2 separate regions of the Homo sapiens genome follow, and region 2 is linked to region 1. A link is a contact called in ENCODE Hi-C or POLR2A ChIA-PET data. All regions are on one chromosome and are shown on one strand. The core of a region is the stretch at or near the end of the contact, and the rest is flanking DNA. Distances in the headings are between cores, read along the strand shown.

Region 1 (5,778 bases), core at 1,697-4,196:
CTGAAGCTTCAGATTTGAGCTAAGGCTCTGGGCTTGGACTTCCAGAAGCTTCAGGTGTCGTGGGAAAAGAAAGACCCGCAAACCATCTTAGAGTGTGACTGACAGAAGTCACAAAGACTGCGAAAGGGCTCTGCTAGCTCTGCCAGGGGCTACCAGATAATCAGGAAACAGTCACAGAAGAGGTGCCCTTGGAGTTAGGTCTTGAAGGCTGAGTTCACCACACTAAGAAGGGGGAAGGGCATTCCACGTAGATGCTTGAAGGTGAGAAGTAACCTTGTTCTGAAGATAGATAAGATTGGTCCTTCCTGAGGACCATGGGCTCACACCTATAATCTCACCACTTTGGAAGGCTGGGGTGGGAGGATTGCTTGAGGCCAGGAGTTTGAGACCAGCCTGGGCAACAGTGTGAGACTCCATCTCTATTTCAAAAAAATGTTTAAAGATAAAAAAAGATGGATGGCTGCTACTCTGGGCACACTGCCCATGGCCACAGGAGCAGTTAAACACGAACAAAAAAAGATTGGTCCCTCTTGGCGTAGAACAGAAGGTGAGGTATTCCTTCTCTTAGCCACCAGCTACAAGGCAGTGCTCACCCCACTGCCTGCCTTAGCCCTGACACTGGGAGCCTGAGAGGTCCTCTGTAAGTACACCGAGGCCCAGAGAGGATGAACAACTTGCTCAACGTCACATCACAGATCAGCGATAAAGTGTGGGCCTGACTCAGGGCCTGAATGTGGGATAATCCTCCTTCCACCTCTCCAAGCCGCCTCCCCATGACCCCCTAGCCCACAAACTCTAGCGTCTTAGGAAAAGTTGGCTGGGGCTGGGCGTGAGTGTGAGAAGCAGAGTTATTTCAGGCCTCAGGAGGGTTGGGTGCTGCCTTGGAGTCCAGCCAGGGAGTGGGGGCGAGTGAAGGCGGGTGTTGTGGTGTACTGTGGGGGTGCACTGTGCCCGCCTTCTTGTCAGGCAGTAATTACTCAGACTGCTGAGTAACTCAGGCAGGGAGACCCCCACAGACAGATGGAGGTGCCCTCAGCCCAAGCTGAATGGCAGCCCCCAATGTCCTGCACCACGGAGTCTTGGGGAAGCATTCTCACATCTGTTCTTCATGTCCAGTTCTCCTAGGCATCATCCGGCTTCCTAATGGGGGCCAGAGCAGCTCATTAGGCACAGCGGGTGCGGGGCAATGTTACTAGAGGGATGGGACTTTTGCCATCAAACAGGCCCCACCTCTGATGAGGGAAAGGTCCCAAGGGATATGGCGCCTGCTAGGGAGAAGCCATTGCTCAGTTGGAGCCAGTCCTTTCCCCTTGAAACTCCATGCTGCAGTCACAGCTAAGGCTGTCCACAGGCTGGGCAGCAGTGTCCTGAGAGAGGAGGGGCTGAGCTCCCAGAATTCAGATCTTGCACCCTGGGGATCCAGAGAAGCTGGGGGGAGATGGGAAGGTCTAGTCCGGACGCTTATCGAGTTGAGGGGAGTGTTCCTGGGACCCACATTGGTCACTTTTCTGTCTAGAGCTACCTGTCCTAAGAGTGCCGGTGGCCTGGGGGGCACAGCACTGACCCTTGGTGATGGTCCCTCAGCTGCTCACTCCCTGCCTGTCCAGCCATTCCTCCTCTCTGGGCAGCCTCCCAGGCAGGGCCTGTCTCTGGCTGCTTGTTTTTACTTCTCCCTGCACCTTAATTAGGGGTTTCCAAGCAGGGAGGGCCTCTGGGGGAGCCCGAGGACACAGAGCTGACTTAAAGGGCCAGCTGTGATCACAGCACCACCGCAGAGAGAGGAGGAGGATGCCAGGGGGCTGGGTAGACCGTCAGACCTGGAAGACCATTGTTCCACGGGACAGACTGCTGAGGGCCAGTCCTGCAGGTACTTTGCTCTTCCACAGGTCAAAGCCGTCTCACTGGCTGTCTTCTCTTTGGGGTCTCTGGGGCTCTGGCCAGTGATCAGGAGAAAGACCAGCCCTGAGGGGCAGGGCAAAGGTTGGCCAGGGTCCAGAAGGGTTAGACATCACAGTCCTCCACTGCCCACCTTCCCAGGAAAGCACCCTCAGGCTGTGGGCCTTCCCCAGAGGGGCAGTTTCTACAGGGTCTACGCAGTGGATTCTAAAGGTGATAAAGGCTGGGTGCAGTGGCTCGCGCCTGTAATCCCAGCACTTTGGGAGGCCAAAGTGGGAGGATTGCTTGAGTCCAGAGGTTCAAGACCAGCCTGAGCAAAATAGTGAAACCTTATCTCTACTAAAAAAAAAAAAAAAAAAAAAAAAAAAAATTAGCTGAACGTACGCCTGTGGTCCCGGGTACTCAGGGGGCTGAGGCAGGAAGATGAATTGAGCCCAGAAGGTTGAGACTGCTGTGAACCATGATCGCACCACTGCACTCCAGCCTGGGCGACAGACCAAGACCCTGTCTCAAAAAAAATAATTTAAAAAGCTGATAAGGGCGATCCACAAACCTGCACCAAGACTCTCAACTTGGAGCTGGGCTGGTGGTCCCTGAGTTCTGTCCTGCCGGACAGTAGAGTCCCCCTAGGTAGGGAACGTGGCCCCACACGGCGGCCGGGTGACCGACCACTGCTTACCAGGAGGGGAGACTGGCAGGGGGGGCTCAAGGAACATCTGGTGGGTGTCCCCTTCACAAGACTCGGCCTGCAGAGTTCGTGCAGGGAGTTCGCACATAGGAGAGCACCGGTCCGGGAGTGCCAGGCTCGTGCCCGGCCGGGGAGAGGAGTGGGAGACTAAGTCGCAGGGCAAGGGCAACTGCATAGTCGGGGACCTCTAGGGAATCCTGAGTCCCGGCATTCTGGGCTGGGGTGGAGCCCACTACAGCCCCGCCCCTATCTCCTCCTTTATGGCCCCGCCCAGCGGGTATCCCCCGCCCCCGCTGGCCGATCGGCGATCGATCGCAATGTCTGCGCTCTCCGCGTTCTTCCAGCGCTGTCTTTTTAGTACCACATGCGCAGGCAGGTGATGGCGGCGCTGGTCGTATCCGGGGCAGCGGAGCAGGGCGGCCGAGACGGCCCTGGCAGAGGTGGGTGCTGGAACGCTGCGCCCTCCAGACCTCGCATCTCGGGGCGGGGCCCCCAAGTTAGGGACAGGACCAACCCCCTTTAACGGCGGCGGCGCCTTTCTCCGCTAGATCCCGCTGTTAGTCGCCTTGGGCCGCTGTCACCAGCTCGGGGTCGCTGTCAGCCGGAGCCCAGGGGTACCAGTCTTTTGCAGCTTTAGGGCACGACCGAGAGCAGCCCTTAATCCTCCAATCGGAAACTACAGCCTTGTCTTGGCGGGTAGACGGATAAAATGGACTCGACGGGGAGGGAAAGGGCCAGGCCAGATGCAGCGGGCATTTTACGAGTGCGCCCTCAGGGAATGCTTTCAGGGAAGAGGCAAAAGGTTTCATTCGCCAGGCATTAACTGAGCGCCCACCGAATGCCAGGCCTGCGCTGGGTGCAGGTACTAGAATCAGAGATCTCAGTCTACTGGGGGAATGTTAATGTAAACATATCATAGCCACGTGATAAAGGAGGAGGTGCCTACTGGTCCCTGGGACACATTGAAGGGCTAATGTTAGCAGTTCCTTACACGCCAGCGACCACTAGGGACCTGTCAGAGGAGGATCTGTAATGGGCCTAGGAAGCCTAGGCTGATTGTCCAAGGCTTTTGAAACAACTGGCCAAAAACCATAGCAGTGGTAACGTTCAAATCTGATCTCAGGGCCCCAGCCTCCGCTGGACCATCCCCACCGCCGCCCACACAGTGGGTGAAGCCTCATGTCTGGGCGGGTCCCTCCTATCATAGTGTGGGGCCCTAGCAGAAGTTGTGGCACATAGCACAGTCTCAATACATATTCGTTGAATAAGTTAATTTCTTGCCTTTTCATATCCTCAGACTCTGTGGCTCCTGAAGAGATAACGGGGTTGAACTAAGCTTAATTGTCGGGGCAGGGCATAGTGGCTTACACCTTTAGTCTGAGCACTTTGGGAGGCTAAGGAGGATTGTGTGAGCCCAGGAATTCCACACCAGTCTGGGAAACATAGGGGGACCCTGTATGCACAAAAAAATAAAAAATAGCCGTGCGTGGCCGGGCACGGTGGCTTACACCTGTAATCCCAGCACTCTGGGAGGCTGAGGCGGGCGGATTACCTGAGGTCAGGAGTTTGAGACCAGCCTGGCCAACATGGTGGAAACCCTGTCTCTACTAAAAATACAAAAATTAGCCGCGTGTGGTAGCACACGCCTGTAATCCCAGCTACTCGGGAGGCTGAGGCAGGAGAATTGCTTGAGTCCGAGAGGCTGAGGTTGCAGTGAGCCGAGATTGCACCACTGCACTCCAGCCTGGCCAACAGACAGAGTGAGACTCTGTCTCAAAAAAAAAAAAAAAAAAAAAAATTAGCCCTGCGTCTTGGCACATGCCTGTGGTCCTAGCTACTGGGGAGGCTGAGGTGGGAGGATTATCGTTTGAGCCCAGGACGTCGAGGCCGCAGTGGACCATGATTGCACCCCTGCACTCCAGCCTGGGTGATGGAGTGAGACCCTGCCTTAAAAAATAATAAGATGAATTGTTTATTCAGCTTATTATTTTTTATCCTACTTAGGAGTAGGATGAGACCAGAGTAAGAGTTGCAGTTTGCTAAGGGCTACGGTTTCCCCTTTACTCCAGGAGTTGTAATTATGTGTATACCTGTCTTTTCCCCCACTAGACTGCTGGTCTCTAAGGGACAAGGTCACTTTTCTGTCCTTACTGGTACGTCCACCACCCTGACTCAAGTGTTCTTTCCATCCTTCCTGGTTTAAGAGTAAGGAGGAGCAATGGGACAGCTAAGTCAGTTAAATGTATGATGTTTATTTCCCTTTTAAATGAGGAGAGGTAAGCGTGAAAGAACGAACAGTGTGGCCACAGTCAGTGGGGTTCTGAGTCAGGAGGGCAGTCTTTTAAGTTAGTATTCATGTTTAACGGTTTGCTTATAGACCTCATATCTAGAAGCTCAAAACTTCAAGGTGTCCTCAGGAGGTGGGAGAGGGGGGACATTCTCCCAGGCTGGCTGGGCTGGCTAGACTGACTCTTAGGTTTTCCGCAGGGCTGTTCTCTATCAGGGAGCAGTATATGGACTCAGACTCATTCTTTGCCCCTTAGCCCCTGGTGTCACCTCTGTTCTCCTGAGGAAGAAGGTGAGCCATATTCTATTCATGGGCTCAAGTCTTCGATTCCCAGTGATTTCACAACATGGAAATTATACCGGTTACCTTCTGGCTTAATGAATTGTCTCTACCTTCAGGATGAATTCAGTGAGAACGAAAGCTGGGCCAACCCCCTTGGTGTCTGGATCTGGCCCTTAAACTTGGTGGAGTTAACAGCTTAGCTGGGTCTTGTTACCAAACTCAACTTGGGTCTTCCCATCCACACAAAGCAAAAGCCAAACACTGACATGGAGATTTGCAGGGAGAGAACAAGCATTTATTGTAAGGCACCAAGCAGGGAGACTGGGCAGCTAAAGCTTAAGACCTAAACTTCCTGATGGCTTACAAGCAAAGGGTTTTTATTTTATTTATTTATTTATTTTTGAGATGGTGTCTCGCTCTGTTGCCCAGGCTGGAGTGCAGCGGCGTGATCTCGGCTCACTGCAAGCTCCGCCTCCCGGGTTCACCCCATTCTCCTGCCTTAGCTGGGACTACAGGTGCCTGCCACCAGGCCCGGCTAATTTTTTGTATTTTTAGTAGAGAGTAGTATTTCCCCGTGTTAGCCAGGATGGTCTCGATCTCCTGATCTCGTGATCCGCCCGCCTCA
Region 2 (5,778 bases), core at 1,138-3,637, 850 kb before region 1:
CCCAAAACGGCCTTTCGGCTTCAGCCTGGACAGAGAAGCTGCCGGTCCAGGGGCGGGGGCAGCACCCAGAAGGGCCTCCCTCCCCTGAGGCTCGCGGAGGCCGGGTTCACAACAGGTGGGAGGGGGGACGCAGCTCTCGGCTCGGTCCGCCCACGGTCCCCGCCCCCGGACCGCAGGAATCCTCTCTGGGGACCCCCCGCCCGCGCCCCCCAGACCAGCCCGGCTCCTGGGTCCCGACCCCGATCCCGATTCCCAACCCGACCCCGATCCGGACCCCGATCTCGCCCCCGCCCGCGCTCCCCGGACCAGCCCGGTGCCTGGGTCCCGATCCCGATCTTGGGGTCCCGATCCCGATCCTGGGGTCCCGATCTCCATCCTGGGGTCCCGATCCCGATCCTGGGGTCCCGCCCCCGCCCGGCACACGTACTGCTGTAGAGGGTGTCGATCCAGGACAGGCGCGGCAGGCCCCGGTGGCTGAGCGGCTCCATCCCGCGGCGGCGGCTCGGTCAGATCCGAAACCCGACCCTCATCGCGCAACAAAGGAGGGAGAGCGGGCGGGAGCCGGGGGAGGCCGAAGTTGCGAGCGCGGAGGGGCGAGGAGGCCGGGAACCAGGTCCCCGGGAGGAGCGCGGGGCGGCCGGGGCAGGGGCGAGGGCGGGGCGGGAGCCCCCAAAACCCTCCCGAACCCTCCCGGCCCCAGCGGCCGCGCCGAGCCCAGCTGCGGATCCCGGAACCGATGAGCAACTTCGCGGGGGGCGGGGCGGGGGTGGGGCTTCGTGGTGGGGCGGGGCTTTGGTGCGGGGGCGGGGCTTTGGTGCGGGGGCGGGGCGGGGAGGGACCAATCGGCTCGAGGCTCCGCCCTCCGCAGGACGCCCCCGGCCGGGCTAAGGGGGCAGCGGGGCTCCGGCGCTGGGCGAGGAGGGGCCGCGGGGGTCTCGGGGGGTCTCCAGGCGGCGGCGCAGACCCAGGTCCCCCTCGTCCCCCCCGCGCCGGGCTCAGCAGGATCCTGGCGATCCGCAAACCAGGTGCCGTGGGGGGCCCGGGAGCCCACAGGGGTGACATCACCTCCCGCCCGGGATCTCCAAGCGCGGCTTCGCGGGCGGGAGCGGCGGCCGGGCCCCTCCCCAGCCAGACCCGCTGCGGGACCCACGGGGTGAACGTCCTGCGCGCCGCGGGACGCGCCTCTCTCCTCCCGAACCTTCCCCCGCTCGTCCCTTTCCACACCCCTGACCTCTGAGCGCGGCCGTTCCCGCCACACATGGAGGGGGGCGGGTGGAGACCCGGGAGGACCGAAGTCACGGGGGCTGTGGGGCCAGGACAGTCCCACATGTGCCCCTCCTGGGCGGAGGACAAACTGGAGCCAGGAGAAGCCCCAAGGGCTCCACGCGTTCCCCTCCAGGACCCCTCCTGGGGACCCCGAGCCGCGGCCTGGAAAGCCCATCGTGTTTGCATCATCACCTAGAAATGGTGGGAAGTCGGGTCAAGAGGCCTGAGAAATGACCGTTTAGAGACGAAATTCCCTCTAAGGAAGACCCCCTCGCCCAAGGGCAGTGAAGAGATTGGGGGCCCCATGCCTGTCTCCTGTGGGCTGATTCTGTGGGAGCCATGGCAGCTTCCCCACAGACCTCTTTGGGCCAAGCGACCCTGGAGCAGGGAAGGACAGGAGGGGAGTCAGGCCAGGGGGGTCCAGGGCAGTGGGGCTGAAGCCCCTTCCTGAACCCAGGGAAAGGGAAGCAGTGGGGCCCACCCAGGGGGCCCGGTACCCCAGATAGTGACATTTCAGATACCGGAGCTGTCTCCACCCCACCCCATCCCCAGGCAGCTTAAGGGGAAAACTTCTGGGAGCCCAGCCCTACAGAGGCCTACCAGGAAGGTTAAGTCAGCCTGGCCTTTGCCGGGGGCAGTGTGGTCGGCACCCGCAGAACGCTGGAGGGGTGTGGGGGTCGGTCCTCATCACTCCAAACAGACACACACACATCTAGTTCTTAAGGGGAGAAGCAGCTCCTCCCCCAGGATGCTGAGAGGAAGCCCCATAAGCTGCTTGGGCAGAGGCCTCTGCAGCTGCCCCAGGGGAGATGGGGGTCACCCACTCATCACAGGCTGGGGAGCCCCTGGGAGACGCACAGGATGATGCTCTGGGTGGGGAAGCCTCTACAGGTGGCTGCAGCAGAAGTGGTTTTCAATATTATTAGCCCGTCCCTGCGTCCCCAGGGCTCCCTCCGCCCCAATCCTCCTGGCTCAGGCACCAGCGCTGTCTCTTGCCGCCCCTCCCTGCAGCTGTCACCCTCCCACCGTCCCTGACTAGCACACAGGATTGGGAGGGCCAAGCAGGCACCTGGAGCTTGGCAGGGAGGGGGCGTGCATCTCCAATGAGACGCTCCAGAAATAGAGCTTCGGCATGGGAAGGGAACGAGCAGGCTCTCGGAGGACCGCGAGGCCGGAGGAGCCATGAGGGGCCAAGGGCATCTCTTCTTCCCACCTGGAACTCTCGGAAGACAGCCCAGGGGAAAGGTGGAAACGGGCGTGAGCTGCCGCCACCAGGAGCCACCAGCCCAGGAGGCAGCAGCACCGTCCCCTCCTCAAAACAACAACAAGCAAGAACGCTCGGGCCCTCTCCCCACACTGTGGGGTTTTCCTGATGGCCACATCCGGCGCTGACTGTGAGGGAGCTATGGATGTATGCTTCTGCGTGAGTCACATACATTTGCGTACATTTTACATTTTTATCTACAAAGGCTTGAACAAGCTATTTTCAGCATCCTCCAAGCTAAAATGTGGCAGTTGCTTTCCTTCGCGTTGCCATAGTTTGCTTTTTTCTGTCTACATTCTGTCCAATCCTGGCACTCTCGGACCCTCCACTCCACAACACGATAGAGGGTAGAGGGAGAGACAAATCTTGAGGGCTCTACAGAGGAAACTTCTGATAACGAACACAGAACACCGACTGTGTGCCCGGCTTAGCGTTTCGTTCACTAGCGTGATCTCACCGTGAATGTCACTGTTATCTCTGTTTTCTCCATTTTCCAGGTCAGAAAACCGAGGCCCTGAGCAGCTGAGTAACCCACTCAGAGGGTAAGTGAGGGCTGGGACTTGAACCCTGGCACTCTGTTCATGCTCTTTTTCTGTTTGTTTGTTTGTTTGTTTTTGAGACAGAGTCTCGCTCTGTCGCCCAGGCTGGAGTGCAGTGGCACAATCTCGGCTCACTGCAAGCTCCGCCTCCCGGGTTCACGCCATTCTCTTGCCTCAGCCTCCCGAGTAGCTGGGACTACAGGCACGTGCCACCACGCCTGGCTAATTTTTGTATTTTTAGTAGAGACGGGGTTTCACCTTGTTAGCCAGGATGATCTTGATCTCCTGACCTCGTGATCCGCCCGCCTCGGCCTCCCAAAGTGCTGGGATTACAGGCGTGAGCCACCGCGCCCGGCCTGTTCATGCTCTTAAACACCACGCATACTGCCTCCACGGCCAGCTAACTGGTGATCACCGGGTGCTGAAGGTCCTGAGAAATCTCTGCGGGTCCATGGGGTTAGAGACCACCCTCTGGGAAACCCTGTCAACCCTCTTCCATCTCCAGACGTCTGTCTCAGACAACGTGTCTCAGGAAAGGGCAGTCACTTCGAGATTCCCTTGATGCCTTTGTTGGATGGCTTCCAGTAGATGTTAACACCACGGCCAGATGCTAACCTTGGCCACAGAGACAAGTGTGTGAGCCTTTGAGCACCACAGTGATTTGGGTGGGAACAGAAACCTCCGCATCCCTGGCACTGAGGAGTTGGGGAGATCCAACGTCACGCGCTGGGAAGGAAGGAGTTAAAGAGTCCTTCTCCTCCGGGCTTTGCCAAAGGTGATGCTACCCTGAAGTGCTCTAACCCCAGCGATCAACCCCAATCTGTCAGAGGAGCGGGGAGCTGTGGCAGACAGACCTTCCTGATTCAGCTAAATGTGGACCGGGTGGGGACCAGCCAGTGCTCCCCAAGGCACTGAACCCCCATCTATCACGCTGCCTCCTCCAGGCCCCTTCTAAGCATTCCCCAGACAGTCCCTGGGGCCAGTGCTCTCCACCCTCCCAGCCCTCCCTCCAGCCTGTGCACTCAGACTGTCTGCGGCTCTCCAACCCCAGGGTGACCTGCCTGCTCCTGCCTCATCACTGGACTTAAAGGGGATTTCATGGTTGGGTGCACCGCCAGGAGCACTGGGTTAATGACGAGGGGCTGAGTGGGAAGAAGGTACATCCCATTTTCAAGGCTATTTGCCCTGCTCCTAATTCCCAAGCACGTGCTACTCACGGCCTCTCCAACGACCAACTCTTGCTTCTACCAATCAAGGTAGAAGCCTTGGTTCTTGGCCAGGACAGAAAAAAGGGGACGGGCCCTAGAACCAAAACTGGGTATCTCCACATTTCCTCCCTTCTCATGTTAGCAGCTCAGCTCCACTGCACACGACAGGAAGGCCCCAGGAGTCTCTGCTTCCTTGATCACCCAGAGGTCACCGCTGATGACAAAAATATGTTCCCATGCGGGGGCCAGGCAGGGAGCCCCGGTGCGTGCAGAGGCTGAATACACAGTGGGTGGGAGGGAGTGGGGCCCTCTACATTCAAATGAAAAACCAAAACCAAAAATAGACTGTGATGACCAAAAAACCGAGAGTTTGCACCCTCACTGGCCCATCAGGTCCTTAAAAGCTGGGACTGGCCAGGCGCGGTGGCTCATGCCTGTAATCCCAGCACTTTGGGAGGCCGAGATGGGCAGATAGCCTGAGTCTGGGAGTTCGAGACCATCCTGGCCAGCATGGTGAAACCCCGTCTCTACTAAAAACACAAAAATTAGCCAGGCGTGGTGCATGTGCCTGTAATCCCAGCAGTGAGCCGAGATCCTGTCACTGCACTCCAGCCTGGGCAACAGAGTGAGACTCCCTCTCAAAAAAAAAAAAGCCAGAGCCGGGCACAGTTGCTCACGCCTGTAATCCCAGTACTCTGGGAGGCCGAGGTGGGTGGATCACGAAGTCAGGAGATCGAGACGATCCTGGCTAACACGGGGAAACCCCGTCCCTACTAAATATACAAAACATTAGCTGGGCATGGTGGCGGGCGCCTGTAGTCCCAGCTACTCGGGAGGCTGAGGCGAGAGAATGGTGTGAACCTGGGAGGTGGAGCTTGCAGTGAGCTGAGATCACGCCACTGCACTCCAGCCTGGGGACAGAGCAAGACTCCGTCTCAAAAATAAAAAATAAAAAAACCAGGACTGCATCTTCCTCACTGGGCAGACCCAGTGCTCAGCGCAGTGGGTGAACAAGGCTCAGGTAGACTCCCAGCACAGCTATGACCACATGGTGCCTCCAGATCAGCTTTCTGCCGAGCGCCCAGCAGATCGGCATTCAATAATGCACATTGAACAAATAAAATTAATGACAGCTAACAGTTATTGAGTGCTTTTTTTTTTTTGAGACAGAGTCTTGCTCTGTCACCCAGTCTGGAGTGCAGTGGGCATTCTCACAGCTCACTGCAGCCTTGAACTCCTGGGTTCAAGCTGATCCTCCTGCCTCACCCTCCCAAAGTGCTGGGATTATAGATGTGAGCCACCGTGCCTGGTCTACTGAGTGCTTCTTAAGTGTCAGGCACTGCTCTATCTGCTTTACGTAGGTTATTTCACGTAATCCTTACAATAAGCCAATTTACTATTATCTCCATTTCACAGAAGAAGAAATTGAGGTGCAGAGAGGCTAAGCCATTGGCTAACTAGCAGATGGCGATGCTTGGAAATGAACCAAGTCTGAATCCAG

The links. A loop is a pair of places that touch in the nucleus more often than their neighbours do. ChIA-PET counts read pairs that join two places held with the same protein, here RNA polymerase II (POLR2A). Pooled maps may share reads with other maps.
Region 2: a loop to region 1 is called in a pooled map, with 5 times the contacts of the local background. The contact joins the promoter of ABR-AS1 here to the promoter of DPH1 in region 1. A Hi-C loop is called at or near these places in 3 of 50 pooled maps. POLR2A ChIA-PET finds 5 or more read pairs at or near these places in 3 of 52 experiments (A549, B cell and activated B cell).

Annotation. Positions count from the first base shown.
Region 1 is chr17:2,027,207-2,032,984 of GRCh38, forward strand. DPH1 (diphthamide biosynthesis 1) reads left to right here and starts at 2,947. Exons shown (of 13, transcript NM_001383.6): 1 at 2,947-3,024. The coding sequence starts at 2,964. RefSeq lists enhancers at 2,695-3,286, 3,287-3,878.
Region 2 is chr17:1,179,240-1,185,017 of GRCh38, forward strand. ABR-AS1 (ABR antisense RNA 1) reads left to right here and starts at 2,388. Exons shown (of 3, transcript NR_187271.1): 1 at 2,388-2,689; 2 at 3,028-3,072. It overlaps ABR (ABR activator of RhoGEF and GTPase), which reads right to left and starts at 742. Exons shown (of 23, transcript NM_021962.5): 1 at 428-742. The coding sequence starts at 488. RefSeq lists an enhancer at 783-1,549.